2 separate regions of the Homo sapiens genome follow, and region 1 is linked to region 2. A link is an interaction called in ENCODE POLR2A ChIA-PET data of the cell type or tissue named here. Cell type or tissue: MCF 10A. All regions are shown on one strand. Each heading gives the region's core, and the rest is flanking DNA. Links, peaks and the distances in the headings are about the cores only.

Region 1 (5,368 bases), core at 195-5,194, 50 kb before region 2:
AAATACCTCAATTTTTGTTTTTGAGTACTGTACTATCCTGTAAATATATCTTAAGCAGGTTTGTTTTCAGCACTGATGGAAAATACCAGTGTTGGGTTTTTTTTTAGTTGCCAACAGTTGTATGTTTGCTGATTATTTATGACCTGAAATAATATATTTCTTCTTCTAAGAAGACATTTTGTTACATAAGGATGACTTTTTTATACAATGGAATAAATTATGGCATTTCTATTGAAATTTCAACGCTTTTATTTCTTTGGCAACCACACCCAATCCCTCTCCCACTAGTGAACTAGGGAAGAATTTCGACAAGGGCCTGCAGAATGTGTTGAGATCTGATCCCATGCCCTGTGGTGGCCCGTTGGTCCCATGAAATGGCTGGGTTGCAAGGGAGGAAGACAAGTGAGTATCATGAAACACCGGACGCTACAGCTGAACTCTTAGTATTGGATCAGTGTGTCTGCCCATGCCCATTTTAGCGGCTCTGTAACCTACCATGTCACCCAGGATGCCAAGGTGTCCCCAGAGCCAAAGCTAGGAGGAAATAGCCACTTGTCTGGATTGCCTTCTTCATTTAATACCCTCCTCAGGTTAATATAAAAAGTCGCCTTCCCATCTCTGAGCTGTGCTGGAGTTATGAGGAGACAAAAGTTTTTCCAAACACATGACATAAGGCAGGTGTGTGCTACCTGCCCCTAGAGAAACTCAGCAAGGCCTTTTGCAAATGAGATGCTGAGACCCAGCATGGCTAAGTGGCAGAAATAGGAGAATTGGAATCTACATCTGTTTCAGACTTTCACTTGCCCGTCTCATGGCTTTTTTTTTTTTTTTTTTTTAGACGGAGTCTCACTCTGTCACCCAGGCTGGAGTGTACTGGTGTGAGCTCGGCTCACTGCAACCTCCGCCTGCCAGGTTCAAGCCATTCTCCTGCCTCAGCTTCCTAAGTAGCTGGGATTACGGGTGCGCGTCACCATGCCCGGCTAATTTTTGTATTTTTAGTAGAGATGGGGGTTTCACCATGTTGGCCAGGCTGGTCTCGAACTCCTGACCTATCTTTTTGCTTTTAAAAAGGCTTTTGTTTTTGTGAAAATTTAAATACATTGGCAAAAAAAAAAAAAAAGAAAGAAAAAAAATCCAAGCACTATAAGCAAATACCATGTAAAGAAATCACCCGCAACAGCCCATCCCCAACCTGACCATTGCTAACATTGTGGAGGACATTCACGCTGGCATTTCTGCATATAGACATGGCATTTTTGGTAGTTGCCTCCTTCATGTCACCTGCTGCTCTGATTTCATAGTTTTGTTGAGATAAGCAATTAAACCTGACTTGTTCTAGGATAATATTCTGAATTTGTACTCCTTTGCCAAGCAGGCAAAAAACAGAAGAGATGTAATTGCTACCAATCCATAATCCAGTCTATAATGTTGCGTTAAGAAACAGCGAAGCTCTTGGATTACTGGCCCCTTAGCGCCCCACCCCACTCTTTGTTTCTGGACAAAGTGCTATGGGAAGCAGAAAAGGAAATATCCCATTCGCCTTATCCATGAGCACCCTGTGCTATGGTTCTGGTCCTGTCCTGTTGTTCAAGGTCTTTACGCAGAATCAGTGTCCTTGACTTTGCCCCTGTGGCTCACTGTCTGCCACTTGACTCCCAGGGTCTGAAAGATCCCTGTGTTCTAAGTTCTAAGAACTTACCCTGGGCTGGCAAGCTCATTTCCTCAGCTGGGTTTCCGATTACAAGTATGTTCATGCCTATCAAAACAAATCGTACCCAGTGTTTTTATCAAAGCCTAGAAATTTACTATTGTAAATATCTCTCTCCGTGGAAATGTACCAGCGACATCGAGTCTGTGACAGATGCCATGGCTGACTTCCCCGTGGGCTAGGGCCTTCGCTTTCTGCTTGGCAGGCACTGGCTGAACCAAAATTAATCTCCAGTGTGATCCACGCAGTGGAAAAATACAGCGGCTGCCTAAGGGAGCCGCCAGTGAAAACAAGTCACTCACTTCTCCCGGCTCAAGCCACTCTGCCTCATGCCAGCCCTGAGAGCCAGGAATGATGACCCCTGATCCCCATGTACCGGAGTCACTGTGTTCAGACCCTCCAGAAAAATCTCATATTTGGCCTCAGACTGCTTTCCTTGGGAAAAAATTAATACCTCGTGATGAAAGATACTTAAAGTCTATTAATGTGTTTCCCAGGAAGAGATTGAAATAAGACTTTTAATACTGATAATGTGGCAATGATGGTTGCCAGTTTTAGAGTGAGCACTGTGTGCCAGGTACTGCTAAGGTTAAGTAACCTTTGACAGCAATACCCATTTTACAGAGGACAAAACTGAGGCTCACTTGTGAGAAAGACATGGGCTGATGAATGTAAAGTGCCTGGCACACAGTGGGCCGTGGAGAAATGTTTCCATCCCCTTGTCTCTGTCCTAATGGCTTCTGGCAGTTCTTCTGGCTCAGTTTTCCCACCCCGTAAAATGACCAATTTGCACTGGATCTGAGTACTGTTCTTCCCATCTCTCTAATTCTGGGATGTAGAAAATGCATCAATGCATACATTATGCTTTTCTGTGGTTTCCAGGCACCCATTATTTCATTATAATACCTCTAACACTCCCCCTCCCCCACCTCCACCGCATCCTCTCCTTGGAATTTTGCAAATCGTAGCTAATTTGCTTTGGACTTGCAGCCTCTGGCGTCCCTTTCCCTCCCTCCCCTGGCCCGTCAGAGGATGACATCATTGTGTGTACACCTTTAAGATTATATAAATCTGTGATCCTACAGTGGCCTCCATCCCCATGGTAACGCGGAGGAGTTTCCCTTTTGTGAGGAAAGCTGTCATGTCACTTCCTGCTGCTGACAAATCAGTTTAGGAGATTAAAATAAAGGGGGGCGGGGTGCCTCTGAGAAGTGCTGGCTGCCGTGGTTTCTGGTTGCCATACACAGAGGCAAACAATGCCGCTGCGGCCCCTCCCCGCGCCCGCCGGGTGGATCCAGGTCAACCCGGGCTGTTTTTCTCTGCAGGTTGCTTTCTGGAGAGCAGGTGGGAGGGCTGCTCACCTCGTTTCCAGAGCTCTGCGGGGTGAGCCTGTTTGAGAACAGCCTGTAGGTGCAGACCAGCAGCCCTGCTCCCCTCTGCCCACCGAGGAGGTGTCTTCCACCCCGTGGAGAACAAAGGGTGTGCTCTCTGCTAGCGCCACAGTGGACAAAACTGCTCTGCCAAGGAAGATAAGCTCATAGCCACCTTTTCCTTGAATGTGGCTTTTAAAGCTAGGCAGGAGGCCCACGCATTCATTCACTCATTCGTTCATTCATTCATTCATTCATGTGTTCAACAAATATTGATAAGTATAGTCTCAGGGGATACTTTGGTGCAAGACAAAATTCCTACTTATAAGTAGCTAAAATTACTTTTGCTATTTTCGCTAAACAGCAAAAGTAATTTTACTTTGTCACTTGCCGTCTCATGGCACTATATATGGGTGGGTTATAGAAATAAGATAATCACAAAATAAGATAAGGATGAAGGCTATGAAGGCAGGATAAACTAAGACCTGAATGATATAACCCAGTTGCCCATTTGAGAGGTGAACTGGAAAGAGGGCTCCAAGGCCAGGAGAGCAGCAAAGACCTGATGTTTGAGAGGTATGTTTGTGGACCAGTGGATACAGCGTGTGAATTGGAGTTGGCTAGACCTGCGTTCAAGTCCTGACTCTGCCACCTGTTAGTGGTGTGTAAGCTATCAAACTCTTTTTTTTTTTTTTTTTTGAGATGGACGCTTGCTCTGCCGCTAGGCTGGAGTGCAGTGGCGCAATCTCAGCTCACTGCAACCTCCGACTCCCTGGTTCAAGCGATTCTCCTGACTCAGCCTCCTGAGTAGCTGGGATTACAGGCACGCACCACCACGCCCAGCTAATTTTTGTATTTTTAGTAGAGACAGGGTTTCACCAGGTTGGCCAGGATGGTCTCGATCTCCTGACCTTGTGATCCACCCGCCTGGGCCTCCTAAAGTACTAGGATTACAGGCATGAGCCACGGCGCCCGGCCTGCTATCAAACTCTTTAACCTCTGTTTTCCCAATCTGTAATACGGCCCAGTAATATTCTCTTGTGACTCAGCTGCTCCCTATTCTGTCCCTCAAGCATGAGCGCCCCTCCGGAGTGGCTCTGGAGCGCTCCGGAGGGGCGCTCGTGCTTGAGCGCCCACAAAAGTGGGCTGCCTCACCAAAGTGACACCCTGGGCGCGCATCAGACAACGCTTTACTCTAGGCCATCAGAGCTTTGGAGCAGTGGCCTCTGTTCTAAGCCCATCTAGCCCTGCTCCACTAACCTGGGGCAAGCTGCTTCCCCTTTCGGGGCCTCGTACCCTCATGTGTAAGAAGAACCTGCGGTGAACCTCATCTATTCTCCTCTCCCACCCATCTGCCAGTGCTAAGTCCCTTCCATACCCAAACTTGGGAGGGTCCTGGAATCCCCAGGGTTCCTGAAGGCTGGTTCAGGGAGACAAAGTGGGAAGGAAATAGACACTTTCTGGGAAGAGGCAGTGAGGGATCCTGGACCTTCAGAAGGTCGGTTGGTGTTATGGAGATGTGACTGGTTCTTGCAGGGATGGGTTCCCCTACAAGGGCCGGGGGGGGACTGCATACTTCTGACCCCTGGGCCCTCCTTCCCTCCCAGCCTGCACAGCCCTCTGCAGTGGAGCACACTGCAAAGATGGGATTTAAAAGTTTCACCAAGATTGACACCAATCATTCACTCATCCAATAAACATATTTTAAGTACCCATGGTTTGTAAAACACTCAGTAGATGTGAAAATCATACCACCAAAGGAAATTTTGAGATTCTGTTCCAAATACCTGGGACAAAACTGATAGGTCCAACTAGTTAGTGTCTGTATGACTTTGAGTGGATTATTTCTCCTCTCAAACCCTCAGTTTTGACATCTCTAAAAAGGGAGTTGGACCCTCGTGTGGGGTGGGGCGGAGGAGTGGCGAGCACCCCCCCCCCGCTCTGCTGGCCTCTGCGCGCAAAGCAGCCTCTCCTTCCGCCGGGGCCGCCGGGCCTCATGGAAGCCCCGGAGGGCGGCGGAGGGGGGCCTGCAGCGCGGGGCCCCGAGGGGCAACCGGCGCCCGAAGCCAGGGTGCACTTCCGAGTGGCGAGGTTCATCATGGAGGCAGGTGTCAAGCTAGGGATGAGGTCCATTCCCATTGCCACTGCTTGCACCATTTACCATAAGTTCTTTTGCAATACCAACCTGGACGCTTATGACCCTTACCTGATTGCCGTGTCTTCCATTTACTTGGCCGGCAAAGCGGAAAAGCAGCACCTGCGGACTCATGACATCATCAATGTGTCCAAC
Region 2 (5,368 bases), core at 161-5,160:
TAAAATAGCATAAAGCAGCCCAGCCCACCGAGGACGTGCCAAATGCATGCCCACTCTCACTGAGCATTCTCTCTTCCTTCTTCCACCAGTGGCCCTGGGAACTCCCAGGGCCCCTGAAAACACTGTTGGCTGCGGTCCCTTCTGCAGTTTCCCCACCTATAAAATGGGACAATGCCAGTGCCTGGCACCTAGTAAGTGCTCAGTAAGCATTAGTGGTGGCTGTGGTTGCTGCAGCAGTTGACCGGCCCTTTAGTCTGTACCTCGCAGACCCGCTTCTGATTCTGGCCACATCTGCCCCCACCCGACTGCTTCCTCTTGTCTCTTCTCCCTGATATGCTGGGCTGCGTGTCCGAGGGTCCTTGCTCCGGCGGCCCCCTCCACACCGGCCCTTCCCTCTGACCACCTCCCGCCTTCTCCTCACCCCAGCTCCTCCGTCCCTCTATCCCACCACCCTGTTGTATTTTCTCCCGATGCTTGCCAGGATCTGAAAGCATCTTTTTTTTTCTTCTTTCTCTTGTTTATTTCTGTGTCCTCACGTAGTTTGGAGGTTCCAGAGGGCACAGCCTTTCAAAGGTCTTCTTCCCTGGGCATCTCCAGTTCATCGTACAGAGCCCAGCACACAGTAGGTGCACAGTGCCTATTTGTAAGAAGGAAGGAAGGAAGAAACGAAGGGAGGGAGGAGGCAGGAGAGACAAAGGGAGGGAGAGAAAGGCAGTGGAGGCCTGTTGGGGAGGGCGGGGTGGCTGGTGGGGAGGAGCCCCAGGTCCGCAGCCCCAGTGGTGGACCTGAGAACATTGTTGGGGTGTTCAGGAAGCATCTGCCCAGGGAATTAACAGAGCTGGAAACCATCCGGGCGTCTAAGTTTGGCTTCTTCCCGATGATGTGAAGACCATGCTTAGCGCTCTCTTGGGAGCCGACAAGGGGGTCTCTAGCGCCACCTTCCGGGCATCCGGGAAATGTCCGTACAGTCCCACCAAGGCCCACCTGCCGCCTCGACATTCATAAATAAACGCCAACAATGACAGCGACAGCAACAACAGCTCCGCTTTATTAAATGGTTACTCTGCGTCAGACAGCGTACCAGGTACTTGAAAGATATGATGTCCTAACCTCCAGACCCCTTGAAATGCGGCTGGTTATTACCCTCATTTATTTACGCAGACAGATGAGGAAACTGAGACTCAGAGAAAAAGAACCGCTCAGCCCAGGTCGCATAACCAGTGAGTGGCAGGTCTGGATTCTAACTCAGGTCTCTCTGGCCCCAAAGTGCAGAGCCCCAAAGGGCTGAGCCGTGCTCTGGAGAAAGGCAGAGAGGGAAAGGGAGGGTGGGCAGGGCTGGGGCTGAGGGCACAGCAGGCTCCCAGGAAGGCCCCTAGCGGTCACTCCCTTGCAGGGACTATGCTGTCCCAAGGCCTTGCTCTGAGCCCTCCTCAGGACCCCTCCCAGCCTCCCTGAGCATGAGCTCCTTCATCCAATGTCACAGTTGGGGGAACTGAGGCGCACAGGGTGGAGACCCTGGAGAGGTCACCTCCCCTCTTGGATGTCAGTTTCATTACCTCTAGAATCTTCCTGATGGTGATAATATACCTAAAATCTCATCGAGCAGCCCAGCCCACCTAGGACGTGCCAAATAAATGCCCACTCTCGCCATGCATTCTCTCCTGTGTCTCACCTTCTGCCTTCCTGGCAGTGCTGGGCAGAGGAGAGCGTGACTCCAGGCCCTGGCCTGGTGCTCTGGGTGATGCAGGGGGTCGACTGGAGTAGGGAAGGCAGACATTCGCACAGGTCTCCATGGCCTATGTCAACCCTCTCAAGTTTGGGGGCCTGTGGGTGAGGTTGGCAGAGCGGGCTGGGAGGCCCTCTGTGGGACAGGTCCTGTGGTGTGTGCTTGCCAGGCAGAGGGCCCTGTCTGCCACTGTTCGGAAGTCTGGTTACTGGAGAACGTGTTGCTGAAGTCAGAAAGCCCAGCGGTCTTTCCCCACCCCACCACTTTCTAGCGCAGTGATCCAGAGCCTCTGTCAAGGATCTTGAACTGCCTTCACCTCACTGAGCCTCAGGTTATCCCTCTGTAAAATGGGAGTCGCAGTCCTGATCTTTTCAGGCTCACCTGAGAGAGCAAACACATACACAAAGTCCTGAGCCCACTCTAACTGCTTGATAAATAAGATTTTGAAGGACCCCACAGACACATACCGGCCATGCCTCAACGCCTCTTCGATGCTGAGAAGCAGATGTTGTGTGATGCCGCTGTAGAATTGGGGAAACTGAGTCACCAGCCAGGAAGTGCCTGGGCTCAGGCTTCAGCCTGAGTCACAGCCCTAGTGCTGGGAAATCTCCTAGCAGCCACCTCTGGACATGCTTTGTGCCTCTGTCTACGAGCATCCTCTCCTCCCGGCCCCTCTCACTCCCTGGCCCACCAGCCAGGGGGATGCTGGCCAGAGCCCACCACAGCCTGGGCAGGCTTCATCCCTAGAATGAAGCACAAAGTAGGAGCTTACTACGCATCTGATGAGTGGGTGATGCTCTGAGATACACATTTTTAATCCTGCTTTACAGGTGGGGGATTTGGAGGGGCGTGGTGATTTGCCCAAGGCCAAACAGCTATGCTGGGGAAGGACCCTGAGCTTGGTGCCCATGGTGGCCACCAGAGAAAGCTCTGGGTGTCTGAACTCCCTCTGGGCCGGCTGTCCAGGGTCACTCTCCCAGATCAGACCTGGGATCAAAGGTGGCTCAGCAGGAAGCCCTTCCCATCCCACTTCCCCAGAACTAGGACAAGCTTTGACGTCAACACGTCCACATTCCTGCCCTGCAGCCCTGGGGCTGGGGCACTGAATTTCCTCCCTCCAGCGCTGGCATCACAAACAGGAAGCTGGGTCATGTGTGCAGGGCCAGGCCAAAGGCCTCGGGAGAAGGAGGAGGGGGCTAGTGTCCAATCCGGGCGTCAGTTCCCTTCCTGGGGCACCCAGGAGTGGGGATTGGAGGGAGTCCTGTAACACTGTGCCCACGGAGCCATGCTGTTCCTAAAGCTGCCTATAGAGGGCCTTCACAGACTGCTCTCCTCAGCTGGCTCCCACCAACTGGGGCCAATCTCACCGATTGACAGTAACAGCTATCAGGGATGGGGCCCTTCCGCCATGGACTTTACATGAGGTCTCTCATCTGATGCTCGTGAACACTACTCCCCTTATCTTCCTTTGACAGATGAGGCCACTGAGGCATTGGCAGGTTATGTCTGTTGTACAAAGTCCTGCAGCCGTGGGGATGGGGCAGGGTAGGAATTTGGACCCAGGCGGTCTGGCCCAGAGCTGGTGCCAGGAGCCCACCAGGGACAGCCTTCTCATCAGCTCAGACCCTCAGGTGCAATGTTGGAACATGCAAATCTGATTATCTTGCCTGCCTGGGATAATGCCTTTGCCCCAGGGACAAAATCTGTGCTCTGAGGATGGCATTCATTGCCAGTGATCTGCGGCTGGTCCCACCCCCAAGACCCATTTCCTGCTCTGAATGTCCCAAGCCACCTCCGATTCTCTAAACCACTCTCATTTTCTTTTTTTTCATAATGACCGTCTTCTATTCGGGAGCAGTCCAAGGATCAAAGGAGGGACAGGGTTTGTATTAGGTCACAGATGTGTTAGAATTCACACCTGGCTCTGGCTGGTCCAAAACCTCCAGAGCCTGCAGTTCTCCAATGTTAGGATGCAGAGGAATGGCTGGGGACCGGTTCAGATGGCAGCTGTCCAGGCCCCCTCCGGGGGAGGCAGGGGAGGGTCCTGGGAACCTGCATGGCCAGTGCTTGCCAACCCTCTGCAGCCCTCGGGCTGTCTGTTGGGACTTGAGTGGGCACAGAAGGTGCAAGGTATCTTCTGGGGCTTTTCCACCTGGTGGGCCCTGCCCACCCAGGGGGCTCTGGGCAGCCTGGGACACTGGCCTCACCTCTCCCATGGAGCAGCCTCACCTCTCACTCCCCTCCCTCAGGGTCCCGCCTCACTGTCCTCACAGTTGTGTTGCCCAGGCCCGAGAAAGGGCTGGTGCAGACCAGAGGTTCTCATACTTGACTGCACATCAGAATGTTCTGGAGTGCTTTTAGCCACAGGTTGCTGGGCTCAATCCCAGAGTCTCTAAATCAGGAGGTCTGGGTGGACAGGAGCTGCTGCTGCTCCAGGTACCACACTGTGAGAACCACTCATGTGGAGGCAGCTAGATGCAGGGGTGGCCAGTAGGCAGGCAAGGGGTGGGAAGGCATCACCAAGCTCCACTGGGTACAGCTGTGCCTCAGTTTCCCCAAGTGCAGACATGGAGAACAGCAATGCCTACCTACCTATGGGAGTTGCCAGGATTGTAGGCATGTGAGAGTAGGGGACCAGTATTTGTTTTTCTTTCCCACTTAGAAGTCCCCTTTCAGGCTGGCTCCATCCACGAATGTTTGCTGTGCAAACACATCCCTTCCTACCTCAGGCCCTTGGGCTCAGTTCCTACCGGGCAGCAAGGATTTCTGCCATCCCCCTGAGAGGCAGGGTGTCTGCTGGTCACAGCTGAGAAGCTGCCGGGGAAGGAGTCAAACCAGGCCTTAGTCTTTATTTGTCCACAGTGTTTTTCAGGGAGGCCACGGCGCCCACCCACTGGGCACCCGGCCCCTTCCCCTTGCTGGGGAACCCCCCTGGAGTCCACGCATCAGGCGGGCCATTTCCCGGGTTTTGGCGCCCTCTGGCGGTCAGCGAACGAAGGAACAAAGGCGAGGAAGGCAGAGAGCCTGACCCCAGGGCTTTGCAGCCCCCCATCTGCGGGGATGCATTCATTTCTTTATTCACCCATCCATTCCACAAACATTCAGTGCCACTGGGATAGGCACCGGGGACCACAATGGACGAAGCTAGACACGATGGCTGCTCTGGCCACATTCATAGTCCATCAGGAAACATATTCACGCGCCTGCACAGATGTATTAATACAGCCTTTGTTAGAAATGCGTGGAGGAAAAATTCAGGGTGCATGAAAGCATATACCCGAGGGACTGCCCGGTGGCCCAGGCAGCCAAGGACCCTGGGGGAGAGGGTTGATTGGAAGTTATGAGCAGGGGATGGGGCGAGGTTTCCTAGAGCACACAGCATGTGCAAAGGCCCTGGGCAGGGAGGAAGTCTGGTGAGTGTGAAAGCCAGAGACGCTGGATGGGAGGAGGCAGCTGTGGAACAATGTCTGGGAGGCCAGCAGGCCTGATTTCACAAGGCCTTCTCAGCCTCAGTGAGAAGATTCATTTATCTTCTTGGCACATCGGAGTGATGCCTGGTTAAGGGGGTGGTCTCTGGCTCCAGGCTGCCTGGGTTTGAGTCCTGTTTTTGCTTTGGTCAGCTGGGTGACCTTGGGCAAGTTG

Evidence for each region. ChIA-PET counts read pairs that join two places held together with the same protein. Peaks named below come from ENCODE experiments on the same cell type or tissue, not always from the same donor. Only the 100,000 strongest peaks of a DNase experiment are listed, where the experiment ranks them.
Region 1: POLR2A ChIA-PET joins it to region 2 with 14 read pairs; 32 of 35 experiments call an interaction of 5 or more read pairs at or near these places.

The regions. Positions count from the first base shown.
Region 1 is chr5:172,762,965-172,768,332 of GRCh38, reverse strand. DUSP1 (dual specificity phosphatase 1) reads left to right here. Exons shown (of 4, transcript NM_004417.4): 4 at 1-237. It also overlaps the pseudogene LOC401218. Among named protein-coding and RNA genes, the nearest start is that of DUSP1, 5.5 kb to the left of the region's middle. RefSeq lists a silencer at 204-396 and an enhancer at 2,700-2,919. In MCF 10A, for the core only: no CTCF peak of the experiment used is centred there; DNase peaks (open chromatin) are centred at 672, 1,552, 2,042 and 2,812.
Region 2 is chr5:172,712,543-172,717,910 of GRCh38, reverse strand. No RefSeq gene overlaps it. Among named protein-coding and RNA genes, the nearest start is that of MIR5003, 53 kb to the right of the region's middle. RefSeq lists enhancers at 2,694-3,299, 4,515-5,122. In MCF 10A, for the core only: CTCF peaks have their summits at 952 (motif pointing left), 3,040 and 4,711 (motif pointing left); DNase peaks (open chromatin) are centred at 900, 2,920 and 4,690.